2 separate regions of the Homo sapiens genome follow, and region 1 is linked to region 2. A link is an interaction called in ENCODE POLR2A ChIA-PET data of the cell type or tissue named here. Cell type or tissue: K562. All regions are shown on one strand. Each heading gives the region's core, and the rest is flanking DNA. Links, peaks and the distances in the headings are about the cores only. Region 1 overlaps HMCN2 (hemicentin 2). Region 2 has its middle 30 kb from the start of LAMC3.

Region 1 (12,340 bases), core at 1,938-9,937, 660 kb before region 2:
TATGCACCAATTATATGCCAAGCTTGGAGGGATGGCCCTGCCTGTTGCTGGCCAGATCCTTGTACCCCAGGGCTGGGTGGCACTAGGGTTCTCTACAAATGTGAGCCAAGTGAGTTGGGGGTTGAGGCTGGAGGCAGCAGCCACACTGGGCTGGTAGGGCATCTGAGCCTTTCCATCGCCTGGACTCTGCCCTGCCATCCTCGGGAGCCAGGGACAGTATCCTGGTCAGCTCAGGTTGCCATGATGAAATACCATAGACCAGGGAGCTTAAACAGTAGACACTCCTCACAGCTCTGGAGGCTGGAAGCCGACCATCAGGCTGCTGGCCTGGCTGGGTTCTGCCAGGGTTCTCTTCCTGGCTGGCAGCCTCTGCCTTCTCTCAGGTCCTCTCGTGGCCTTTCCTTGGGACCTATGGGTGGAGAGAGGAAGGACGCTCCCTGGCATCTCTTCTTAAAAGGACACTAATCCCCATGGTAGGGGCCTCACTCTCATGACTTACCCAACCTCCATCACCTCTCAGAAGCCCCATCTCCAATACCATCACACTGGGGCTCAGGCTTCAACATATGGGTTTGTGGGGGACACAGTTCAGCCCGTAGCAGACAGGGCTCAGGCAGGCAAAGCCACGGTCCAGCCTGTGCCCTGGGAAGTCCCCTCTGCTGCACCACCGAGGGTGGTTCAGAGGCAGCGTGAAAGGCAGGGAGAGCAGCCAGGGGCCACTGCCATGACTGAACTCAGTGAGAAGTGGATGGAATGAGGCCGAGGAGGACTTGCCACCCCGTCACTGCCAGGAGTGCGACAAAGGAAGCAGCGTCAGGGACTGTACCCTGCGGTGGTGGGTGGTGCTGAGCCGGGAGGCACTGTGTTGAGGGCTGGGGAGTTGTGGAGGTGTCTAGGGGCAGATGGACACAGGGGTAGGGAGCTCAGTGGAAGGTCTGGGCTGGAGAAAGATGGGGGTGGGGGTGCTGCCCTGGGCGTGGCTGAAGTCCCAGATGTGTGGGTGGGGGAGGGAGGCAGAGCAGGAAAAAAAGGACGGGGCACCCCTGCAGGCGGCAGCCCCTCCTGTCCCCTCGCCCCATCCCAGGCTGGTGGCAGGCCCCTTTCACCAGGCACATTTCCGGGTGTTCTAGGCTCCCCCACTTAGAGCCCCATCCCCACAAACAGGCAGCTGCAGCCGTCAGCTGACAAGAGGCTCCTCCAGGAGTCTCCAGAGCTGCTGACAACATCACCTGTCTCTGGATGCTTGTAGCTCCCGCCCCAGAAAACTGACTGTGGCTAAGGCAGAAAGGGTCATTCCTGTGGAGCCACGGTGGCCATGGAACCAGCTCGCTGTCCTCCCTGGGTCACAGCAGAGGGTCACCTGGGAGTCTGTGTGAGGAGGGGCCTGGGAGCCAGAAAGCAGAGATAAGGCCCTGGGCAGAGCACTGGGCTGGGAATCCGGCCTCTCCCCTGACCTCAGCAGGACGTGGGGCCTCAGCCTCCCACATGTACAATGAGGGGCAGACCAGAGGGCCTTCAGCTCTGGCCTATGAGGGTCCTGGGCTCCTGCCTTATTTGGGGGGCTCCAGGTTAGCAGGGGGAGGGATGGCTGCACAGACCCATGGAGTCACAGTTGTCTGCGTGGGTCCAGGGCACAGCAATGAGTCTGGGATTTGGCTCTCTTGCAAGAAGATGGAGGGGGTGAGTGCAGCTCTGGCTGGGGCAGCCACCAGGTGCTGAGGGGGAAGCAGGGGTGGGGTGGTTGAGAGCCTGGGCTTTAGCATTGGACAGACCAGGGCTCTGATCTTAGCCCTGCCACTGGCTTCAAGCTGTGACCTTGGGCAGGTTCCTTCATCTCTCCGACTTTTAGTTTCCTCATCTGTGAGATGGGGATTGTGATGATATCCACTTATGAGTTCATTGAGCCATGAGTGAAATTATGGTTACAATAAGTGCTCGTCTTCATGCCTGTCACTTAGGGATGCCAAATGGTACCCTTTACACTTGAGCCTCGAGGCTGCAGTGAGCTATGATTGTGCCACTGTGCTCCAGCCTAGATGATAGCGAGACCCCACCATCTCTCTCTCTCTCTCTCTCTCTCTCTCTCTCTCTCTCTTTTTTGTAGACAGAGTCTTGCTCTGTCACTCAGGCTGGAGTGCAGTGGTGCTATCTCGGCTCCCTCCAACCTCTGCCTCCTGGGTTCAAGCGATTCTCCTGCTTCAGCCTCCTGGGTAGCTGGGATTACAGGTGCCTAACACCATGCCTGGCTAATTTATATATATATTTTTTAGTAGAGACGGGGTTTCCCCATGTCGAACCTGGGAGGCAGAGGTCGCAGGGAGCCGAGATTGCGCCACTGCACTCCAGCCTGGGCGACAGAGCGAGACTCTGTCTCAAAACAAACAAACAAAAAAAACACAAACAAACCAGAGTCAGGAGACAAAGCAGCGCTGTTTGGGGCTAAGGAGGGCAGGGAATTGAAAGCGGTCTGGGAGGAGAGGAATCAGAGGCATTCTTGGAGTGGGAGGCTGCAGCTGGGCTCTGCGGCTGGGCTGGGTGCAGCTGGGGAAGGTAGGCTGTTGTGGTGTTCTGCTCCAGGTAGGTGAGGTATGGCAAAGCTGCACCCCTGGGGGCCAGGGCTCTGCAGGAACAGTGACCTTGTGTAGGGCGGGCCCAAGGAAAGGCTTTCTGGGATTCTGGGATGCTGGGATTCTGAGCTTCGGCGGCTGCCAGGCCCCAGTGAGAAAGGGTGGTGTCTGAGGTTGGGTCCAAGACAGTCTTCCTACTCGCAGTAATTTTCCAACTTGTGTTTATATCTGCCTGGAACTTCCCTAATCCCTGAGGCCAGGAGGGAAATTTGATGTCATGATTTGGATGGATGAAGGGTATTTCTGGAGACAGATGGAAAGAACAAAGAGGTAGAGGCTTTTCCATGGTATCAGACTCAAAGGGTTAAAATAAAAAGGCCAGGGACTTCCCTGCTGCAGGGGCCTGGGACAAGGACCTGAGGATGGTGCCCAGAGGCTGCCGAGGGAAGGACCTGGACCCACTTGGCTCGGACTGGCTCCTGGCCTGCTGAAGGAGAGACAGGATCTTGAGTTTCTGTTTTGGGAAATAACTTCTTTTTTTCTTCTCCTGATTATAAAAGTCAAATGATGCTTAGGAAAATGATTTGGAAGAAACACTGCAAGCTATTAACAGTGGTTACCTTAGGGAAGGGCGTGGGATTTGGGGTGTGTGGAGCAAGAATTAGGGGAATCTCTGCCCTTTGTGTATTATTAGAATGTCTTATAACTCCTGGTTTCCAGGACAGCCCTTGTTTAGCCAGTCGTCCTGGGGTCACTATTAATGCAACCCCTATTCACTCTTGAGTGGCCCAGTTCAGACCCTAATGTATAAGGTCACGTTATTTATAACAAGCAAGTTTTAATTCTGTCTGCTCTTTCCAAAAAAGTTCAGCCAACAGGGCAAGCTCTAGAGAAGAGGGTGAAGAAGACCTATAATCCCCCCCGACGCTGGCTGTTTGCGGGGGCGGCAATAGAAGGGGCTGTGGAAATGGCAGCTGAGTCCCGCCAGGCCCCCCAGGCCATGCTCCCCTCCACAGAAGTGGGCCTGGCTTAGGCCAGGGGCTTAAGCATCAGAGGGGAGCTCAGGACACCTCCAAGAGAAAGCCTCTCTGGCCCAGGAGGAGGCGAGGGGTAGGGGAGGGTAGGCAGGGGTAGAAATGAAGGCTCACCCTCAGCTCCTATGTCAGCGGGTCACAATCAGACTGAGAAACACTCCTTAGAGCCCCTTGGAGGGGCTTCCTGGGAGGTGTCACAGCCAGGAGTGGGCATGCTGCTCCCTCCCCTGCACCTCTGGGGTAAAGCCAGGCCCCTGAGACCCCACGCACCATCCCACGAGTCACTCCCTCTGCCTCATCCCAAGAGCTCTCCAGGGGTGGATGCCACTCAGCACAGGTTGACCCTGGAGCCCTGGACAGGAGTCGAGCCCTAGGTTCACAAGGGCAATAGTACAGGAGGAGGAGAGGGAGGCAGTTCCTTGGGGACCTGCCGCTGAGCAGGTCCAGCCTCCGGGCATGGTTGACTGGTCACCTCCCTGCAGATGCGCCCCAGCTGACGGAGCTGCCCCGGGATGTCACTGTGGAACTGGGGAGGAGTGCCCTCTTGGCATGCCGGGCAACAGGCCGCCCGCCCCCGACGGTCACCTGGCGCCGCGGAGATGGCCAGCCTCTGGGACTCAGGCTGGGGGCCGGGCGAGGCAGTAGGTCTCGGCAGCCGGATTCGGGAGTGCTGTTCTTTGAAAGTAAGAGATTGGGGCTGGTGGGGGGTGGGCAGGGAGACAGGATGGCCTCTGACACCCTAAACCCCAGGCCAGGTGGCCGAGAGCAGGACCCTGACCGCCAGCACTGACCATAGAGCAGAGGCTGATACGCGGTCACACTTTGGCTGGGTGGCTCTGGCCAAGTCATTCCACTACTCTGACCCTGTTCATAATCACGACCATGAAATCTACTACCCACCTGGCTGATTAGCAGCCACTTTATGGGGCTGTTGTGTGGATAATCTGTACAAAGTGCTTAGCACAGTTCTTGCCACATGCTGTCACACACATATAAGCTACTATGATTACCATAATTACTACTGCGCCTACCCTACCACCCACTCTTTACTACACGCCAGGCCCAAGGGCGGGCACTTTGTCAACCCTGCCCCATCACACTACTACAAGGTACAGGCCAATTACCCCCATTCCACAGATGAGCAAACTGAGGCTTTCTCACCTTCCAAGGTCCAGCGGTGTCCCTCACCCCTTCCCTCTCTACCATCCCAGCCTTCCCTCCTGAACCTCTGTAAGGCCAGGCCATGCCAAGGGGCTGTCTCTGCACCTGGGGAGCTGGAGCCCATGGGGGCTGCAGCTGTGGTGTGCCTTGGCAGTCACACCTGCCTCTCTCGTGCCCCTCAGGTGTGGCCCCAGAAGACCAGGCCCCATATGTCTGTGAAGCTCGAAACGTCTTTGGGAAGGTCCAGGCTGAGGCCCGGCTCATCGTCACTGGTCACGGTTCGCTGGTGGATCTGAGGGCCGTGGGAGGTGGGAGGTGGGAGGCAGGTGCTCCCCGGGGGCACAGCAAGGCCGTGGGCGCCTCCAGGGAGCCTCTCCTGGCCCATCTGTTGGAACAAACGAATCCACAGCCAAATTCTCCAAGAGCAGCACCTGTGCCCCTGCGTCCTGGACAATGTCCTGGGGGTCCTGTGACCCTTTAGGATCCCCAATTCTGATGCATCTCTCAGTTCCCTGGGGAGGGAGAGGGGAGCAGGAGCCTCTGTCCCCCAGACAACCACCCAGGGCACCTATTGTGGCTGACACCGGCTCCTCTCCCCACAGCCCCGCCACAGATCGCCAGCAGCGCCCCCACCGTCCGGGTCCTGGAGGGGCAGCCCGTGTCCCTGCCCTGCATCGTCCTAGCTGGGCGGCCCCTCCCGGAAAGGCACTGGCTCAAGGACGGCCGGCCCGTGAGTGTCGGGCTCCTCTGGGTGCGGTGGGCGGTGGCACCTGGGGAAGAAGGAGGCTGTCACAGCCACGTCTCTATCTCTGCTTGGCTGTTTCCCCGCCTGGGAGTGTCCTCTTCCTTCCACCCTCTTTTTGGCCCCATTTCAGAACCTTCTCTGATAATGCACTGATGGTGTTTGTTGCCCTCTAAAGTCCCGCCGGCTGTCAGATGGGTCATGGCTGCTGGACCCCTGGGAGCTCTGCAGGGCAATCGTGTGCCTCAGGAGTGCTGTGAGCCAGGGAGCAGGGATTTAGTGGAGGCCCAGTCTCAATGCAGTGGTCTCCCCGGTTCTTATGATTCCAGAGCAGGGATGTGAGCTGTGCGGTTTCCTATCTGCCCCAGACACCGGCGCGCGCTGAACGCACAGTGGTTGCCTTATCAACCAGTTCACGTCCATTTGATTTTCTTGGTGTTCTTCTGTTTGCCCTCTCCTATTGACTCTTTCATTACCTCTTCCCTTTCCTCAATTCTTCTGCCTGGTCTCAGACACACCAGGTCCCTGTGTCCTGCAGGCTGCAAAGAGGTGCCTTCCCAACTCTGCATTCCCAGGAGAGACTCTCGTGGGCCCAGCTTGGGTCAGGCTCACCCTGGTCCAGTTGGCCGAGGGAGAGGTGGGGTCAGGGTATGTAGGGGTCAGGCCCACCCAGCCCTGCAGGGTCTCTGGAGGGCTTGACTGGGCACTCGGGAAGGACTCACAGAGCTCCTCAGCCTTCTCTGAGCCCCCGGGCTCTCAGTCCTGGCTGCTCCCTACTGGCCTGATGAGCAGCATAGTTTCCCGAGGGTTCTTTCTCAGCTGCCTCTGAGTGAGGCCCAAGGCTAAGCTGGTGCTTCCTCACCCCCACCAGCTCCCACCTGGCAGCCGGCATTCCATCCGAGCAGACGGCAGCCTCCACCTTGACCGAGCATTGCAGGAGCACGCGGGGAGGTACAGCTGTGTGGCCACCAACACGGCCGGCTCTCAGCACCGGGACGTGGAGCTGGTGGTCCAGGGTGAGTCCTGGGGTCTCGGAGGTGGTGGTCGTGGGGCAGGGAACATGATGGGGTGGGGGAATGTGCAGAGGTAACTTGATCTTGAATGCATTTGCTTTAAAAAATCGTGCAAATCATATATATTCTCTGTGGGAAAATTAGGGATTTGACAAGTTAAAAAAATACTCTCATAATACCAGTAGCTAAGAATAACCAGATTTTGCATTTTGGCATGTATCTTTTCATACTCTATACACACACACTCTCTATATGTATATCACACACACCTATGTGTAGTATATATATACACTATGTATACATAGAATATATATTCTTTATACATTTTACATACAGATTCTTTGTATGTTCTTATAAATTACATAAAAATTATCTATCATCTATCTATCTAATCTATCTATCTATCTATCTATCCATCTATCTATCTATCTATCCATCTGTCTATCTATCTATCTATCCATCTAATCTATCTACCTGTTTACAAACCTATTTAAAAACCAAATAGGATCACATGCTGTCATTGTCTTGGCACCTAAGTGTTTCCATGACAAGGTGTTATGGCTGTTCTGTTTTCTGTCAATTAAGATTCAGAGGCATCAGTTTAATAAGGGGATGATCATGTCCCCTGATTATCTAATTACCTGATTATCTGTACTCCCCCCGCCCAACCGCATCCCCCACACCCCGGGTATGAACAGCCTCGTACCTACACATTGTAGGTGACCACGTACCTACGTGACCAATTCTTTCCTTAGGATAAACCCATTAATGTGGATTAAGTTTTGCATCACAGAGATTGTACGTTTTTGGAATTTTTAGTGTCTTGCCCAACTGCTCTCCTGCCCACAGCACTGGGTTCTTTTATTCACCCAACTGGAACCACTGTGCTTTTTAATGTAAGATGAGACATTTCAAATTAAATTTGGTTGTATTTTGTGATTTACCAAGTATGTTAATATCGTCTTTTTTCTTGTTTGTTTCATAAAGCCCCCAAGGGATTAGTGGGAAGAACGCGCGTTCCCCATTTTATAGGGGAGTGCAAAGTTCAGAAGGGCTGGGTTGAGCGCTCAGGTGCAATTCTAGGTGCCATCCCCTCATAATTCCAGATCCAAATCGCCATCCAGGGTGGAGTGTGTACCACATGCCAGGCATCTGCTAGTTTCTATATATGATTCCACTCAGTTTCACCCCCTAACTTCCCACTGTGCCCTCACAGCCGCTTCTGTGGGGCTAACATGAACAGGCTCAGTCTCTCTTGGCTCAGTTCATTTCTATTCAGCAAATATTTATGGGCCTCTGCTGGCTGTGGCGACCTGGGAGTCCAGAAGTCCATTTTCCTCCCTAAAGGAGCTCCAAGTGCTAGCGTGAGAGCCCCTGGCTTCTGGATTCCTCTCCTGGCTTCTCCATGCCTAGTTACCCCTCTCTCGCTCCCCTTAGAGACCCCGTGTTCAAGCCTGCGAATCTGAGTGGTGCCCAGGGTGGGTGTGACACCTGTTTTTAAGCTCACTGTGTTCTGCAAACACTGCTCATCTATCCATTCCAGAAGGGACGACCAGGGAACTGGGGTTAAATTAGCTTTTGTGCTGATCAGGGAATATGGGTACCAAAAGATTAAGTGGCTTATCCAGAGCCCCAGAGCAATGAATCAGCGCAGCTGGTTCCCAAGCACATGCTGCCTTCTGTATGGGGAAGACAAAAAAACTGACGATGGCAGGCAGTGGTGGCTCAGGGATTGTTCCAGTTTTATTCTCCCATTGAAAGCTTTTTTTTTTTTTATTTTACTTATTTATTTCTGAGACGCAGTCACTCTGTTGCCCAGGCTGGAGTGCAGTGGCATGATCTTGGCTCACTGCCACCTCCACTTCCCGGGTTCAAGCGATTCTCCTGCCTCAGCCTCCTGAGTAGCTGGGATTACAGGCATGTGCCACCATGCCCGGCTAATTTTTGTATTTTTAGTAGAGACGAGTTTCACCATGTTGGCCAGGCTGGTCTCAAACTCCTGACCTCAGGTGATCCACCTGCCTCAGCCTCCCCAAGTGCTGGGATTACAGGCATGAGCCACCGTGCCTGGCCTGAAAGCTTTTAAAATTGTCAAATATACATAACATAACGTGTATCATTTGACGATGTTTAGGTGTGCAGTGGTGTTGGTACATTCACATTTCACACTATCACCGCTATCCATCTCCAGGACTTTCTCATCATCCTAAACTGAAACTCTGTCCTCATTAAACATTAGCTCCCCATTCCCGTCTCCCCTCAGCCCCCTGGGAGCCACCCTTCTGCCTCCTATCTCTATGAACTTGCGTATCTAGGGACTTCATAGAAGTGGAATCTTACAGTATTTGTCCTCCTATGTCTGTGATTTCACTTAGCATGTTTTTAAGGTTCATCCATGGTGTAGCATGTGTCAGAATTTTATTCCTTTTAAAAAAACAGACTGGACTTTTAAGAGCAGTTTAAGTTTATAGAAAAACTCAGCGGAAGGTACAGAGATTTCCCACATAACCCTGGCTCCCGCCACGCGCAGCCTTCTTCACTGTCAACATCCCCCACCAGGGCGGCCCGTTGTTAGCACTGAAGACACGTCATCATCACTCCAAATCCCATAGTTTACATTGGGGTTCCCTCTTGGTGGTGTTTATTTGTTTTATTTTTTATTTTTATTTTAGATGGGTTCCCTCTTAGTGGTTTTTTAATTTTTTATTTTTTTTGAGATGGAGTCTCACTCTATGGCCCAGGCTGGAGTGCAGTGGCGCAATCCCAGCTCACTGCAACCTCCACCTCCCGGGTTCAAGTAATTCTCCTGCCTCAGCCTCCTGGGTAGCTGGGACTGCAGGCGCCCGCCACTGTACCGGTCTAATTTTTGTATTTTTAGTAGAGACAGGGTTTCACCCTGTTGGCCAAGGTGGTCTCGAACTCCTGATCTCTGGTGATCCGCCCACCTTGGCCTCCAAAGTGCTGGGATTACAGGTGTGAGCCACTGCACCCAGCCTTGGTGTTGTTTATTTTGTGGGTTTGGACAAATGCAGTGACCCATCACTGCAATATCACCTGGAGTAGCTTCACTGCCCTAAAAATCCTCTGGGCTCTGCCTCTTCATCGCTTCCTCCCCCAACCTGGCAACCACTGATCTAGTTTTGTCTTTTCTTCTTCTTCTTCTTCTTCTTTTTTTTTTTTTTTGTAGACAAGAGTCTCACTATGTCTCCCAGGCTGAAGTACAGTTGTGCAATCTCTGCTCACTGCAACCTCCGCCTTCCAGTTCAAGCAATTCTCCTGCCTCAGCCTCCCGAGTAGCTGGGATTACAAGGCATGCACCACCATGCACAGCTAATTTTTGTATTTTTAGTAGAGGCGGAGTTTCACCAAGTTGGCCAGGCTGGTCTCGAACTCCTGACCTCAAGTGATTCTCCCGCCTCAGCCTCCCAAAGTGCTGGGATTACAGGCATGAGCCACCATGTCCGACTGCTTTGCCTTTTCCAGAATGTCATATAGCTGGAATTAATTGCCTTCCTTTTTAAGGATGAATACTCTTCTGTTGTGTGCACACACCGCATGCTGTGTGCCCATGCATCGCTGATGGACATTTGGGCTGTTTCTACCTTTTGGCCACTGTGAATGATGCTGCAATGAGCCTTGGCTTTGACATTGGTTTATTTATAACAGTGCCACCTAGAATCCATCCCACTGCCACCCACCATATCACCAATGAAGGGGTTGCGGCCTCTCTTCCCTGCGTCGCTTCAGGAGTTCCCGCCCCCACCATCACGTGGACCAAGGTAAGCAGTGCCTGTTACCGAGAGGATAACTGGAGAGGTAGGCCCAGTGTGTCATGGGGCGGAGGTGTGGGCTTCGCCGATGTCACCTGTGCCTCTGCCCTAGGAAACCAATGCCCTGACCTCCAGAGGTCCCCACTACAATGTGAGTAAGGAGGGCACCCTGCTCATCGCCCAGCCGTCTGCCCAGGACGCAGGGGCCTACGTCTGCACGGCCACCAACACCGTGGGCTTTTCTAGCCAGGAGATGCGACTTTCTGTCAACAGTGAGTGATGCCAACCCTGTCCTGGGAGAGGGGGCTCAGTGGCTGTGGAGACAGAGAGTCCCACGTCAGCCCTGTGGAGCCTGAGGCAGGGAAGCTGTTGCATCAGCAAGTCCTGCAAAGACACGTGGCTCTGCACAGGACCCGCGTCCCCAGCAGCCCTCTCCCCGCCTCTCTCTGCCCCAGACCCTCTGGTCTCCTTTCTGTTTCTGGAATGGTCCAACCTGCCTCAGGGCTTGTGCACATGTAGTTCCTTCTGCTTGGAATGCTGTTCCCCCACCTCTGGGCCCAGCTGACTGCTCCCATCTGTCAGATCTCAGCTCTCCCTGTTCCCCCAGGCTGGTCAAGTCACCTTGCTGTAAACTGTGGAATATCCCCTTCCTGGCACCCGTCACAGCTATGATTCAATAATTAATCACACAGTGAGCTTTTTGGTACCACTATTGCCAAAGGACCCTAAAGGCTGTGAAGATGGGGCGGGACCTGTCTCCTTCGCTGCCGTCCGCAGCATTCCCCATAGGGCTGGCGCTCAGTAAATACGTCTGGGAGGAGTGAGCAAATGTATAAGCCAGGCTTTTTCTCTCATAGACCCTTACAGTCAATATTTTTATATTGTAAAAAAAAAAAAATTCCTAATGGGGGAGCATTTCCTTTGAACTACAAATGTACGGGGAACACGGGAGGGCTAGATGGGTTTTGATGTCCCCAACTGGCTAGCTTCTTTCATTGTTGCTGCTCAGACAGGTAGCGAGTGCCTTCCTTGTATGAACTCCAAGGTAGAAAGGCGGAGGCGGGGAGCGGGGAGGAAGGAAGGGTACCATGCTGTTTCTGCCGACGAAGGGTCTTCAGCTTAAGGTGAGAGAGACGTGACATGCACAGATTGCCATCAATCCCTCACCAGGCTTCGAGAGGTCCAGAGGGAGGGTCTGTGCATTCTTTGGTGGCTGATATCATGGGAATAAGTGAATGAGCAAGGGGAGAAGGTAGAGAGAGAGGAGGAGTTCAGAGCCTTTCAGAATGTCCCTGGGGAAGGGACAGCAGGATGAAGAGAAGCCAGAGAAGGCACAGACCGTAGGGCAGGAGGGACCGGGTCAGGGTCCTCAGAGCAAGGTGGTGGTGGGGAGGTGGGTAGGGGAGGACTGAGTGAAAACCCTGGGACCTGAGTCCCACCTCCAATCTGGACTCCCCCCCTTCTGACAGCCATATCCACCTTCTGGACCTCCTGAAGGTCGAGGGTGCAGTACCGGCTCTGCCTCCTGGGGGAGCTGCCCCATGGCCCAGGGCGCTCATGGACCCTAGTCCCCTCTGCCCTGCTGACAGGCCCTGCTTACTCTCCCCGCAGCCAAACCCAGGATCCATATGAACGGGTCACGTAATGCAGATGTGCCTCTGCAAGTCACAGCGAAGGCTGGCGAAGAGGTGACCCTGGACTGCGAGGCCAAGGGCTCCCCACCCCCACTGGTCACCTGGACGAAGGACTCCCGCCCTGTACCGCCCATCACCAACAGGTAACCCCAGTCCCATGGCCTCAAGGGACAGAGCTTAGGGCTGGAGGGAAACCTGCCTCAGGTGACCAGTGACCCAGCGGGTGTCTTGGACCCTGCAGTCTCTCCCATAGGGTGCTGCTCCTGGGCTTCTGCACACAAGGCTGTTGTCCACAGGGCCCCAGAAGCCTGGAAGGGGCCTCTAGAGGGTGCCTGGAAGCCCAGGGTGAGACTCCCCATCTGAAATAACATGCACGGGGCATTGCCTGCAGGATCCCATTTAATCTGCACGGCCACCCT
Region 2 (12,340 bases), core at 1,547-9,546:
GGAATCGATCTCCGAGCTTATTAAGCCCCATTCTTTCTCAGAACATTTGCCTTTGAAATCTCAGCAGATGGGCTGGGGCCTTGGCTGGTACCTCAGGCTGCCCCAGCCACACAGCCCACTGAGGGCCCAACCAGAGGAGGCTACCCAGTTATGCCCACTTCCCATTCGTGAGATGCCAGCCCTGCCTTCTCTGACGTCTCTGCCAGCCTCTGGGACAGCGACCAGCAGTAAGTGGGTCCTGCCTTTGCAGTAGGAGGAGATGGTGTGAGGGAACAGTCACCAAGGGTCACTGAGCCCACCCCCAGCAGCCAGGGCCCTGTGTGCTATTTGCCCAGGCCTAAACTCCCTTGTGGCTGTGCTGTGTGGAAGGGATTAACCTGGTTCTGTGGGCACCCAGAGGGTAAACTAAGGCAATCGAGCACCAGGTCCATGGAGGCGAACACAGGGTGACCTTTCTCTGCAGGTGCAGCCGTCCACCTGCAGGTGAGCTCTGCTCCCTGCCTCCCGCAGCCTGGCCCCAGACTCCCAAATACCCTCCGGCTGTTTAAATGACCCTCCAGCAGACCTCGGAGGCTGGGGCGTAACGGTCGCCATCATTGTCTGTTTGGGTGGCCCCTGAGCAACTCAAAGTCTCCGGCTCCACCTTCTAGAGCCAAGGACAGGTGGTGGGCTGAGCAGGGCTGGGTATGGACCCTGCCACCTCCCGGGTGGGACAGGAGGGCCAGAGCAGAATGCTTCCCTTCCCTGATCCACGTCCGCCTCTAGCTGTAAGACAAAGCCCAGACTCCATCCTAGGGGCTGCCGGTGCCCACCCCTCCAGCCGGTGCCACACTCCCCTGTCCCCCTGGGTACCAGCCACCCTGGTCTTCTTCAGCTCACTGAACACAAACGCCCTGCCTCTGTCTTTCGTCCCGGGCTTTGCGCAAGCTGCTCCCTCTGCCTGGAACACCCCCCTCTGCCTTGTATCGCAGCTCACCCCGGTTCAATCCTCAGGGCCAGTCTTCTCTGACCGCCGGCCTCCTGCCCCAGCTGTCATGGGTGCCTCTCAGTGCACAGCCTGTACCTCCCATCACAGCTCATGGCACGAAACGGTCCTCTTGCTAGTCTGCCCCTGTGGGCGGTGGTGGCTGGAGTTGCGTCTGCATGCTGCCTGGTAGTGTTCCCCTCCCCCTGCCTCCGGCTGGCCCCGAGTGGGTACCCGTTGATGAAGAGGTGAAAATGTTCCCAAAGCTCATCACAGGGGGTTCTGGGGGATCCGCCAAGGGAGCTGCAATTCTTTTCTGAGCCGTGCAGTCACCTGCAGCCTCACAGTTGATCTCATGGTCATCCCTGCGCAGCTCTGTCCCCGGAGGAGGCAGTAAGTGGGGCCACAGAGGACAGACCTGATTCCCAGTGTCTCTAGGAGCCTCTGCCAGGCGGGAGGCACACAGAACTCCCCGGGGGCCGTGGGAATGAGGCCGATGCGACGCCTACCCAGGTGCAATCCCCACCCAGGCCATGGACCCTGCAATTCTGGCTGCTCCCCACACCTTCCCAATCCCTCTCATTCCTCTCCAACCTCAGGGACTTCTGCTCATCCATAGCTAATGACGGCAAGAGGATCACAGGCTTGGAAACACGGCAAGGAGTTCAATAGAAAAATGAGCACCAGGCTGGGTGCAGTGGCTCACGCCTGTAATCCCAACACTTTGGGAGGCTGAGGTGGGTGGATCACTTGAGGTCAGGAGTTCGAGACCAGTCTGGCCAACACGGTGAAACCCTGTCTCTACTAAAAATACAAAAAATTAGCTGGGCTTGGTGGTGGGTGCCTGTAATCCCAGCTACTCGGGAGCTGAGGCAGGAGAATCGCTTGAACCCGGGATGCAGAGGTTGCAGTGAGCCGAGATTGTGCCACTGCACTCCAGCCTGGGCAACAGAGGGAGACTCTGTCCACCTCAGGTGAGCTCTGCTCAAAAAAAAAAAAAAGAAAGAAAGAAAGAAAAACAAGCAACAGGGGTCTGGAAGCACCAAGCCCCTCCCTGAGCTCAGGGAGAAGACAGAATGGTCACCAAATGGCCCATCAATTTATCTCCCCCCAGATACCACTGTTCAGCGCCCCTGCCCAGCTCCAGACAGCCTGGTAGGACACCTGGGACTTTTCCCTAGGTGAGGTCACCATCTGCGGTGGGGACAACCTTTAATGACGTCACACCTGCAGCAGGTACCTCCACCCTGAGAGTGCATACAGGTGAGTGGCTTTTACAGATGTGAAAGTCTCCATCGTCAATGCCCCTCAGGTCCTTCTGACTGTGTGAGAGAAAGTCTCCACTGAGAGCTAACCTGTATTTCAGAACACTTGCCCACTGCTGGAGGGGGCGTAAATTAGTTCAGCTATTATGGAAAGCAGTGTAGGAAGACCTCAAAGAACCTAAAACAGAATTACAGTTCGACTCAGCAATCCCATTATTGGGTATATACCCAAAGGAATATAAATCATTCTACCATAAAGATGCATGCATGTACATGTTCATTACATCACTATTCACACAAGCAAAGACATAGATTTAACCACGATGCCCATCAATAGTGGACCGGATAAAGAAAACGTGGTACATATACACCACAGAATACTATGCAGCCATGAAAAAGAACAAGGTCATGTCCTTTGCAGCAACATGGATTGAGCTGGTGGCCATTATCCTAAGCAAACTAAGTGCAGGGACAGAAAACCAAATACCGTGTATTCTCACTTGTAAGTGGGAGCTAAACAACAAGAATACATGGACATAAGGAGGGGAACAACACACACGGGGGCCTACTCAAGGGTGGGGATTGGGAGGAGGGAAAGGATTAAAAAATACCTACTGGGTACTATGCTTATTACTGGGGTGATCAAACTGTCGGTACACCAAACCCCCGTGACACGCAGTTTATCCATATAACAAACCTGCACATGTACCCTTGAATCTAAAATAAGTTTTTTTAAAAAAAGCTAACTCGTTTTTAATTAATTAATTAATTATTTGAGATGGGGTCTCATTCTGTTGCCTAGGCTGGAGTGCTGTGACACGATCTCGGCTCACTGCAACCTCCGCCTCCCAGGTTCAAGTGATTCTCCTGCCTCAGCCTCTTGAGTAGCTGGGACTATAGGCACGTGCCACCATGCCCTGCTAAATTTCTATTTTTAGTAGAGACGGGGTTTAGCCATGTTGGCCAGGCTGGTCTCGAACTCCTGACCTCAGGTGATCTGCCCACCTTGGCCTCTCTAAATGCTGGGATTACAGGCGTAAGCCACCGCACCTGGCCTAATTTAATTTTATAGTGACCAATGGCCCGTGACACAGCCCTCAGGAGATCCTGAGAACATGTGCCCTCCAACTCATGTTTTAACACCTTGAATCTCAGGGTCAGCAGTCCCTGCCTGGGTGTGCAGGTCCACAGGGCAGGGCTGGGAGGCCAAGGTCATGACCGTAACAGCTGAAGACTCTGGACATGGACTCTGAATCCTCATGGCAGCTCTTGGAGGTGGGCATCATTTTATGCCCATTCTGCAGAGGAGAAAACAGAGGCTTCCACCAAGATGTTCAGTGACTCTCCAAGGTCACACAGCTAGCAGGAGGGACTGGAACGGGGTCTCTCTGGCTCCAAAGCTCACGGTCTTTCTGACGGGTGACACTGCACCATTGTGGGGTCCACGCTCCAGGGCTTGAGGCCTGACTCTTAGGAATGAGTGACTCTGTGTATGAACCTCAGAGAGCACAGACCCTAAGCACAGGGATCTCAGGTGCAGCCAGGCCTGTGAGCAGGACGGACAGTGAATTCACACACGGTGCCGCCCTCTGAAGGGCAGTGGCTTATCCATGAGAGGTCATCACCTGGGTGCAGTTCCCTGAGGGGTGGCTGGGTCTGTGTCCTGGACAGAGAAATTCAAATACATTTTCCCTGACTCATGGCCACTCATGGTATCAAGCAATGTAAAGCCTTCATTTACTCACTCACTCATTCATTCTGTGAATACAGTTGTCCCTGGATATCGATGTGGGATTGGTTCCAGGACCCCTGTGGATACCAAAATCCACGGATACTCTAGGCTCTTCTACAAAATGGCATAGCATTTGCACATAACCTACACACATCCTCCCGTGTACTTTAAATCATCTGTAGATTACTTATAATACCTAATGCAATGTAAGTGCTATGTAAATAGTTGTTACATTGTATTGTTTAGGGGAATAATGACAAGAAAAAAGTCTCTACATATTCAGTACAGGTACAAACCTTTTTAAAAAATATTTTCAATCCGAGGTTGGTTGAATCCACAGATGCAGAACCCATGGATATGAAGGGCCGACTGTATTCACTGAAGACCTCCTTTGGGCCAGGTGCTGGGCGAGGCCCCTGGGATACAAAATAATAAGGCAAATCCCCCGGCATGAGGCTGCTGTCCTAGTGGGAGAGATGAGCCTTGAACAGGGAAATAACAGCAAGCTTAACACACGAGGGCTGGGGCTGGTCAGGGGCTGCAGCATCTGGGGCAGGTGTGAGGGGAGGCGGGGTTCACACGCACACACAGGCATGCATGCATGCGCACATACATGCACACGCGCGCGCACACACACACACACACACACACACACACACACACAGAGTTCGTGGCTGGACCCCCGCGGCAGTAGCCTCTTAGGTGTCTGAGATGAGGTCCGAAGCTGAGGTGTGAATGAGCTGGGCTAAAATTGCAGGGAAGAGTGTTCCGGGCAGCAGGAACAGCCTTGCGAGGCCTGCAACAGAATGAGCACGGTGTCTGAGGGACTGAAAGAGCCAGTGTGGCTGGAGCATCTGGCCCAAAATGAAGAGTGCTGCGAGTGAGGTGGAGAGGCCCGCGGCGGCCAAAGCAGGCGGACCTGGCGAGCCACGCCAGGGCTCTTTCACCAGGGGCGCTTCGGAGCCAGCAACAGGCGTTGGACAGGAGACGGTGTAAGCCGACGCACATTTGGGAAAGATGGACTGGCTCCTGGATGGACAGTGGATTTGTAGGGAGTAGTGGAGGGAGGAGGAGTCCTCGGAAAGACCAGGGCAGCCACCCCAAGGCCCGGAGGTGTGAGGCTGAGCGCACGGGGGAGAGCAGAGGGCTCTGGGAGAGGCCTAGGTGTCGCTTGAGGGGACGTGTTGACAGATTGGCCTTTTGAAAAAGTCAGCTGGCCCCAGGGATGGAAGGAAGCTGGTGCCAGGAGGTGGTATAGGGGCTGGGTCCAACTCTGGCAGCCTGAGCTGGGTGAAGAGACTTGCCCTGTGTCCCAGCTGCCCCATTTCCAAGCAGCATGACCTCAGAAAGGTCGCTTTGCGCGTCTGGCCCTGACTGTGTGCTTATCTGTTAAATGCTCGATCGGCACGAGAGGATGGGTAACAACCCCCGAATCTCACGGCCTGGAAAGCGCAAGTTTGTTCTTCTCTCACACGGTACACCCATCCCCCACGGGCTCTGGAAACCAGGCTGACAGGAGCCAGAACACGTGGAGGGAGAGCCAGGGGTTCCCACATTTTTTTTTTTTTTTTTTGAAACAGAGTCTCACTCTGTAGCCCAGGCTGGAGTGCAGCGGTACCATCTCAGCTCACTGCAACCTCCGCCTCCTGAGTTAAAGCAATTCTCCTGCCTCAGCCTCCCGAGTAGCTGGGACTACAGGCAGGTGCCACCACGCCCGGCTAATTTTTTGTATTTTTGGTAGAGATGGGATTTCACCGTGTTAGCCCGGAGGGTCTCGATCTCCTGACCTCGTGATCCACCCGCCTCGGCCTCCCAAAGTGCTGGGATTACAGGCATGAGCCACCGCACCCAGCTAATTGGTTCCCACACCTGAACGCAGCCCACATCCCTCCCTGTCTGGATTCCTTGGCTGGAGGGAGCCATAGGGCCACACCTCACTCCAAGGGGGACAGGCAGCGAGAGCCACCGGACATGGGTTCAGTGACGTCCACTTCACAGGGTGCTGTGCAGAGTGCGGTCAGTGAGGTGCTGCGGGAAGAGATGACTGTGCAGAGTTGATGCTCGGTACAGGGCAGAAAGGATGATCCCAGGAACGCATCGCTGGACCCGCCTCCCCTTCCTGGACATCTCCCCAAAGGGGAGTGTGATCTGAGTCCGTGTTCCCCAAACCTCCATCACCTGCCAGACCCATGGGCCAATAAGAATCAGTCACAGAGGCTGGGCGCGGTGGCTCACGCCTGTAATCCCAGCACTTTGGGAGGCCAAGGCGGGCGGATCACGAGGTCAGGAGATCGAGACCATCCTGGCTAACACAGTGAAACCCCGTCTCTACTAAAAATACAAAAAATTAGCCGGGCGTGGTGGCGGGTGCCTGTAGTCTCAGCTACTCGGGAGGCTGAGGCAGGAGAATGGTGTGTACCTGGTAGGCGGAGCTTGCAGTGAGCTGAGATCGTGCCACTGCACTCCAACCTGGGTGACAAAGCGAGACTCCGTCTCAAAAAAAAAAAAAAAAAAAAAAAAGAATCAGTCACAGAATGGTTTTGTTTTATTTTATTATCTTATTTTATTTTGTTTTGTCTTGTTTTGTTTTATTTTTTGAGACCGAGTCTTACTCCATCACCCAGGCTGGAGTACAATGGCATGTTCTCCGCTCACTGCAACCTCTGCTTCCCGGGTTCAAGTGATCCTCATTCCTCAGCCTCCTGAGGAGCTGGGATTACAGGCGTGTGCCACCACGCCCGGCCAATTTTTGTATTTTTAGTAGAGTTGAGGTTTCACCATGTTGACCAGGCTGGTCTTGAACTCCTGACCTCAAGTGATCTACCCGCTTCAGCCTCCCAAATTGCTGGGATTACAGGCTTGAGCCGCTGTGCCCAGCCAGAATCGTTTTCTTTAAATCAACTCACTTTTTGTTTAGCATTTGTTTGTGGTGTCACCGAAAGAGAAGGGCCCTAATTCAGGAATGTCTAATTGTTCCTCTGTGCACAGGGACTTCTCCGAGTTTGCAGAGCCAAGCGTGTATATATCTAAGGCTGCCCCCATGTTACTCCAGCCCAGAGTCCCACTGCATAAATAATACATGAGACGCGCTGTCTATATTTTCCATGGCGAGGCTGTGGATTAGAGCATGATACGATACATGGTATAATAAAAGCAGACGATCTATGCTGGTGTCATTTCAGCGCCTAGAACATGGCTCTTCGCTTCCAAGCAGAGAGCAGGGATTGGAGAGGAAGGGCAGGCTCTGAGTGAGGACAGAGAGCTGGCCCTGGCGGGGCAGGCTGGGGCAGTGGGAAACGTCCCAAGTGGTCAGAGCTAGGTTTGAACCCTGGCTCTGCCACTTGCGAGGTGTGTGACTTGCAAGTCAAGTACGAGGAGGACCTTTGGTGTCCCTGCCAGGTCCCCCTTGAGTCCCCTCTGTGAGCACTGCCTCCGTTCCGCCAGCATCTCAAGGCTTGGCTTTGCAGCCATTGACTGGTGCCGGGTGCAAAAGCCCAGCTCCTGGCCTTGGGATGAGGCAAAGCTGAGGGTGCACTCTATGCTCCAGTGCACCTCGTGGGAGCAGGCTGAGCTCAGCCCTCTCTTAAACCCACCCTATTGCTGTCTCCCTCTTCCCTTTCCTGCCTCCCTCACTCCTTACCAGCTTCTCCTTCGAGCTCTTCTTTCATGAAATCGCTTGCCCTGAAATCCTAGACTAGGGTCTCCTCCTGGAAATACCCCTCTAAATAGCAAGGGACTTCGCCCCTGTGCGCCTCACTTATCTCATCTGTGAAATGGATATAACATTCCCTCCAGCATGCAGTTGGCACAAAGGGCCTCAGCATAGGGCCGTGCACATATCAACTGCCTAAGAAACGAATCTCTTCTGATTCATATGCAACACACAGGAACCTTGTCATGGTGCTGCTGAGGAATGAAGCATTGCCCCTGGGCAGCGGGGGGTGTCCTGGGAGCCCTGCACAGTGGTACGGAGGAAGCAGCTTTAGAAAACATATGTAGCCCCTCCCGGGCCCATCCACCTGCTCCTCATTAGAGACGTTCTCATCCTTAGCTCTCAGCGTACAGCACAGCCCCCTCGACGGTCAAGCAGGGTTGGTGCTTTGGGGGACAGTCAGTTACGAGACCAGGTTTGGCCTCTCACGTCGTCACTTCCTCAAGATGCGGCCTAGGTACGCGGGGGCCTGGGTTAGAGCACGTGGATGTTTGACTGCAAAGTCATGTCTATTACGGGGGGGTGGGCGTGCAGATGGGGGTCTCTTCACAGAGAAGGCAGAGCCGATAGGCTGGCAGAGCAAAGAATGTTGAGCAGAGGCAACCTGGACCCTCCTGCCCATCCTGGGCCACCCACCTCTCGGGCCACATCCTTAAAAGAGAAGCAACTTGAATGAATAATGGATCAATGGCGGACGTGCTCTTGCCTGAGAGCGGGCAGGGCAAGCTTCTCTTCTGTATCCTTTTGAGTACAAGGGAGATGATTTTGCAATTCTGCAAGCCACTTAAAAAAAGAAAAGGAAAGAGAAAAAAAGAGGAAGCTGCCCTGCCCTCCCGACCACTGCCCACAGTTCTTTGGGTGAAGGTCTTGGTTAAGCTGGGGCTAGACCTCCCCACCCCAGGCATGGTAATGGCAACACCATCCATTTGGATGGGGGCATCCGCTAGAGCTAAGGGCTTTGCAGCAATACATCATTTAACCAATCCAGAAGGTTGCAATTATCTTCCCATTACTGATGAGGAAAAGGAAGTGACCACCTGGGAAGCAGAGGAGACTCATGGCCTCCCCCGGCTGAGCTCTAACCACCGAACCATCAGGCCCACCTCGCAGGAGCCTCTCCCACTTCCCCTCAGGGCCACAGATCCACTGGGTCCTTGCAAGAGCTGTCCCTGGCCTGGGATGGGGTTTGTAACCTGAGGACTTTCCCCATGGGGTACAGGTGTGGGGGAGACCCCTTCCCCTGCTGCACCCCAGGGGCCTGGCTTCCCCAGCACCCCCTACCTCACTCAGCCACGTCTCAAACCTGGGATTGAGGTTTCCTGCAGAAAAGAATCCTCAAAGCTGCCTTTGGTCCTTATTAAGTCAGCAACCCCCCTCCATGGAAGGAGGGTGCTGGGTAAGTTCCCTGCTCCTCTCCCGCCCTCTCCTCACCGCACCTTTCATCACAGGGAAAAATCCCAGGAGGGCCAGCGTCAGCTCAGCCTGAGTTACCAAGACAACGGCCTCTGCCCACTCGCCATGCGGCTTCTCCACCTCCCTGCGGCCCCCGCCCTCCACTCAGGGCCAGCGAGGCTCAGGCAGGTGCCCCCGCCACGGGGCTGTCAGCCTGGGTTGCAGGCCATGGCTTTCATCTGTGAGACTCTGCCTTCGAAGTGGATTGCATTCTCTCAGGTTCCAGGTGGTGAGATAATTGAGGAGGGAGTGACGAGGAGATGGAATGGAATCGTCTCCACTGTGGAAAAAGCTCTTGTCACGCTGCCTCCTCCTGCCGCCTGGTCTGGCCAAGCCCATTGTGGGCGACCAGGGCCCTGGGGAAGGACAGCACAGGGACCAAGACCAGGAGGCTGAGGAGTGAGACTGGCTGGGTACAAAGCCCAGCTCCACTGTTCTTAAGCTGTGTGACTTTGGGCAGGTTACTGGATCTCTCGGAGCCCTGGTACTGAATGGATGCTGATTACTGTCTCATGCGGCTGTTGCATTGGTGAAATAAGAGAGTGTGTGGGGCCGGGCACGGTGGCTCATGCCTGTAATCCCAGCACTTTGGGAGGCCAAGGTGGGTGGATCACCCGAGGTCAGGAGCTTGAGACCAGCCTGGCCAACACGGTGAAACATCATCTCTACTAAAAATACAAAAAATTAGCTGGGTGTGGTGGCGGGTGCCTGTAATCCCAGCTACTCATGAGGGTGAGGCAGGAGAATCGTCTGAACCCGGGAGGCAGAGGTTGCGGTGAGCCCAGGTCGCGCCATTGCACTCCAGCCTGGGCGACAAGAGCGAGACTTCGTCTCAAAAAAGAAAAAAAAAAAGAGTGTGTGGACAGCCTGGAGGCTGGCACCTAGGAAACACTCAGTACATAAACTGCCTGCCCTGGCCCCAGCCTCCTTTGGGCGGAGCTCAGGAGGACGCCACCGCGGAGAAGGGGACTGACATTTACGAGGAGCTCCCCGAGCACCAGGCCCCGCTTAGTGCTCACACCTGCGCTGCCCAGGAGGGCACGTGAAGGCCCTGTCCATGGTTTGTTCGTTTCATGGGTGACACTAGAGGGAGGAGCACCTTGCCAACATTGCTGGGTAGGTAAGGCCAGGCGGCTGCCTCCTCCACCAGGCCTGTGTGATCCTGAAGCCCAGGCTCTTCCGCATAGCCGGCCTTCTTGGAGACATCGCTTGGTTTCTGCAGCAGCTGGATGAAGAGCCTGCGGTTGGCAAAAGCAGGAAGACTGGGGCATCCCTGTGGCCCCTCGGCCCTCGCAGCAGCTCCTGCTTCCCAGGGCCACCCTCTGCTCTGAGCCTCTTCCTGGGCAGTAGTCGTGTTTTCCCAACCCCTGTCCTTCGGGTGACCTCAGAACTGTCACAAAAGCCCCGGGAGAGACAGAGAATCCAATCACCAGTCATTAGGTGTCCTCTATAGAGTCTGCCCTGATGGAGAGGAGGACTATGAAAAGAGATCACAGCAGAATGAGTCAGTAAACTGATTAGCTGAATCCAATCAAATTTGGAAGGCCCTGGGTGGGGGGCTTCAGACTGGCGTGAGCAGACAGAGAATGAGGGGCTGAGGATGCATCCGGCTGGCCAGTAGCCCCGTCGTGCTCCATGTCCCATGAGGCAGTGGGCAGGAATGTAGGCAACTCAGTCAGGCCACACTGGCCGAAGACATTCTGCCAGCTGAGAAGGCGGCCCTCAAATCACCAGGTGTGGCAAAGTCCCTTCCACAGTAGCAAGCATCTTTCAGCCCCAAAATGTTTAGAATTAAGTATAGATGTGTTTAAGAGAATCAAAACAATAATAATAGTATTTTTGTCTCAAAAGTTTTCCTAACTTTACAGGCCGGACACGGTGTCTCACGCCTGTAATCCCAGCACTTTGGGAGGCCGAGGCAGGCGGATCACTTGAGGCCGGGAGTTCGAGACCAGCCTGGCCAACACAGTGAAACCTCGTCTCTACTAAAAACACGAAAATTAGCTGGGCGTGGTGGCACACACCTGTAATCCCAGCTATTGGGGAGGCTGAGGCAGGAGAATCGCTTCAATCCTGGAGGCAGATGTTGCAGAGAGCCGAGATCGCACCACTGCACTCTAGCCTGGGTGACAGAGCGAGACTCTGTCTCATTAAAAAAAAAAAAAATAGTCCTCCTAACTTTACAAATGCTGAAACCACCCTCCACTCACGCTGCGTTGTTTCAGCATTTGTAAAGTTAGGAAGACTTTTGCCGATTAAAGGACAAGGTCAGCCTCACGATTCTGACTTAAAATGTGAAACTGAGCACGTGGCTTAGACTTGAGACTTGAAGCTGCGCTCTGAGAAACTTTGGAAACAGTGCTGGAATTCACCACATCTGTAATTCAATGTGTTAGACGCACAAAAGATGTGCTTCAGTCTGTAGCGAGGCTGGTTTCTCAGTTGGGCCGTGGAAGTACTTACAAAGGAAACTGAATCGATTAAGTTTATTTATGCAGTTCAAAATGTTTCAAGGAGCTCCATGAACTGGTTTTGTAAATGGGACCAAACAGTAAGGAAATGGTCCTTAGAAGGGATTGTTCTGATGTGCTGGATTTTAAATAGAATAAGTAACATGTGTAAAGTGAACTTAAAAGCTTAAGAAAGAAGAACATTTTTGAATGCGTAACATTCATGAAACAAATGTTAATGTTTAAAATCAAAGCCATTGTCTGAGTAATCTTTTCTGTGCACTAGAGCCACCCCAGAGAACAGCAAGCCACTGACAAAGATACATCCCTGTCCCCATTCAAACCTTGTTCCCCCTGTGTTCCGCACCTGCCATATCCCTTCCCAAGAGGTGAGCGTTCAAGGTGATAGGCTCGGCTGCTGTCACAGCCACAGGTTTACGGTTCATGGGCTAACGTCTGGTTTCAGCAGGACACGCTTGGGTGTCTAATAAAGGGGCTGCTCAGAGGCGGTTAGTTAACCCTCCCATTCAAGGGAGGAAGGATTCACTGAGCCCTGGCAATATCCAGGAGGAGATATTCAAGGCACCAATGAAGGTAACAGGAGCTAACAGTGCTACGGGGTTCATCATTTGTTAGGACCAGTGATGAAGCTTCATAGATATTAACTCGTATAATTGCTGTAACAACCCATTTCACCAATGAGAAAACTGAGAGGCAAGCTGATGAGGGGCGGCCCCAAAGACTTGGCCCCAGAGAGTCTGGCTG

The links. Peaks named below come from ENCODE experiments on the same cell type or tissue, not always from the same donor. Only the 100,000 strongest peaks of a DNase experiment are listed, where the experiment ranks them.
Region 1: POLR2A ChIA-PET joins it to region 2 with 6 read pairs; 1 of 35 experiments calls an interaction of 5 or more read pairs at or near these places.

Annotation. Positions count from the first base shown.
Region 1 is chr9:130,315,412-130,327,751 of GRCh38, forward strand. It overlaps HMCN2 (hemicentin 2), which reads left to right. Exons shown (of 98, transcript NM_001291815.2): 16 at 4,084-4,284; 17 at 4,945-5,040; 18 at 5,365-5,492; 19 at 6,376-6,520; 20 at 10,184-10,296; 21 at 10,400-10,559; 22 at 11,899-12,064. Among named protein-coding and RNA genes, the nearest start is that of HMCN2, 56 kb to the left of the region's middle. In K562, for the core only: a CTCF peak has its summit at 5,386; DNase peaks (open chromatin) are centred at 5,480 and 5,850; H3K27me3 peaks cover 5,461 bases.
Region 2 is chr9:130,972,725-130,985,064 of GRCh38, forward strand. No RefSeq gene overlaps it. Among named protein-coding and RNA genes, the nearest start is that of LAMC3, 30 kb to the right of the region's middle. RefSeq lists an enhancer at 8,760-9,280. In K562, for the core only: no CTCF peak of the experiment used is centred there; DNase peaks (open chromatin) are centred at 3,674, 3,939, 5,274, 6,118 and 8 weaker places; H3K27me3 peaks cover 7,748 bases.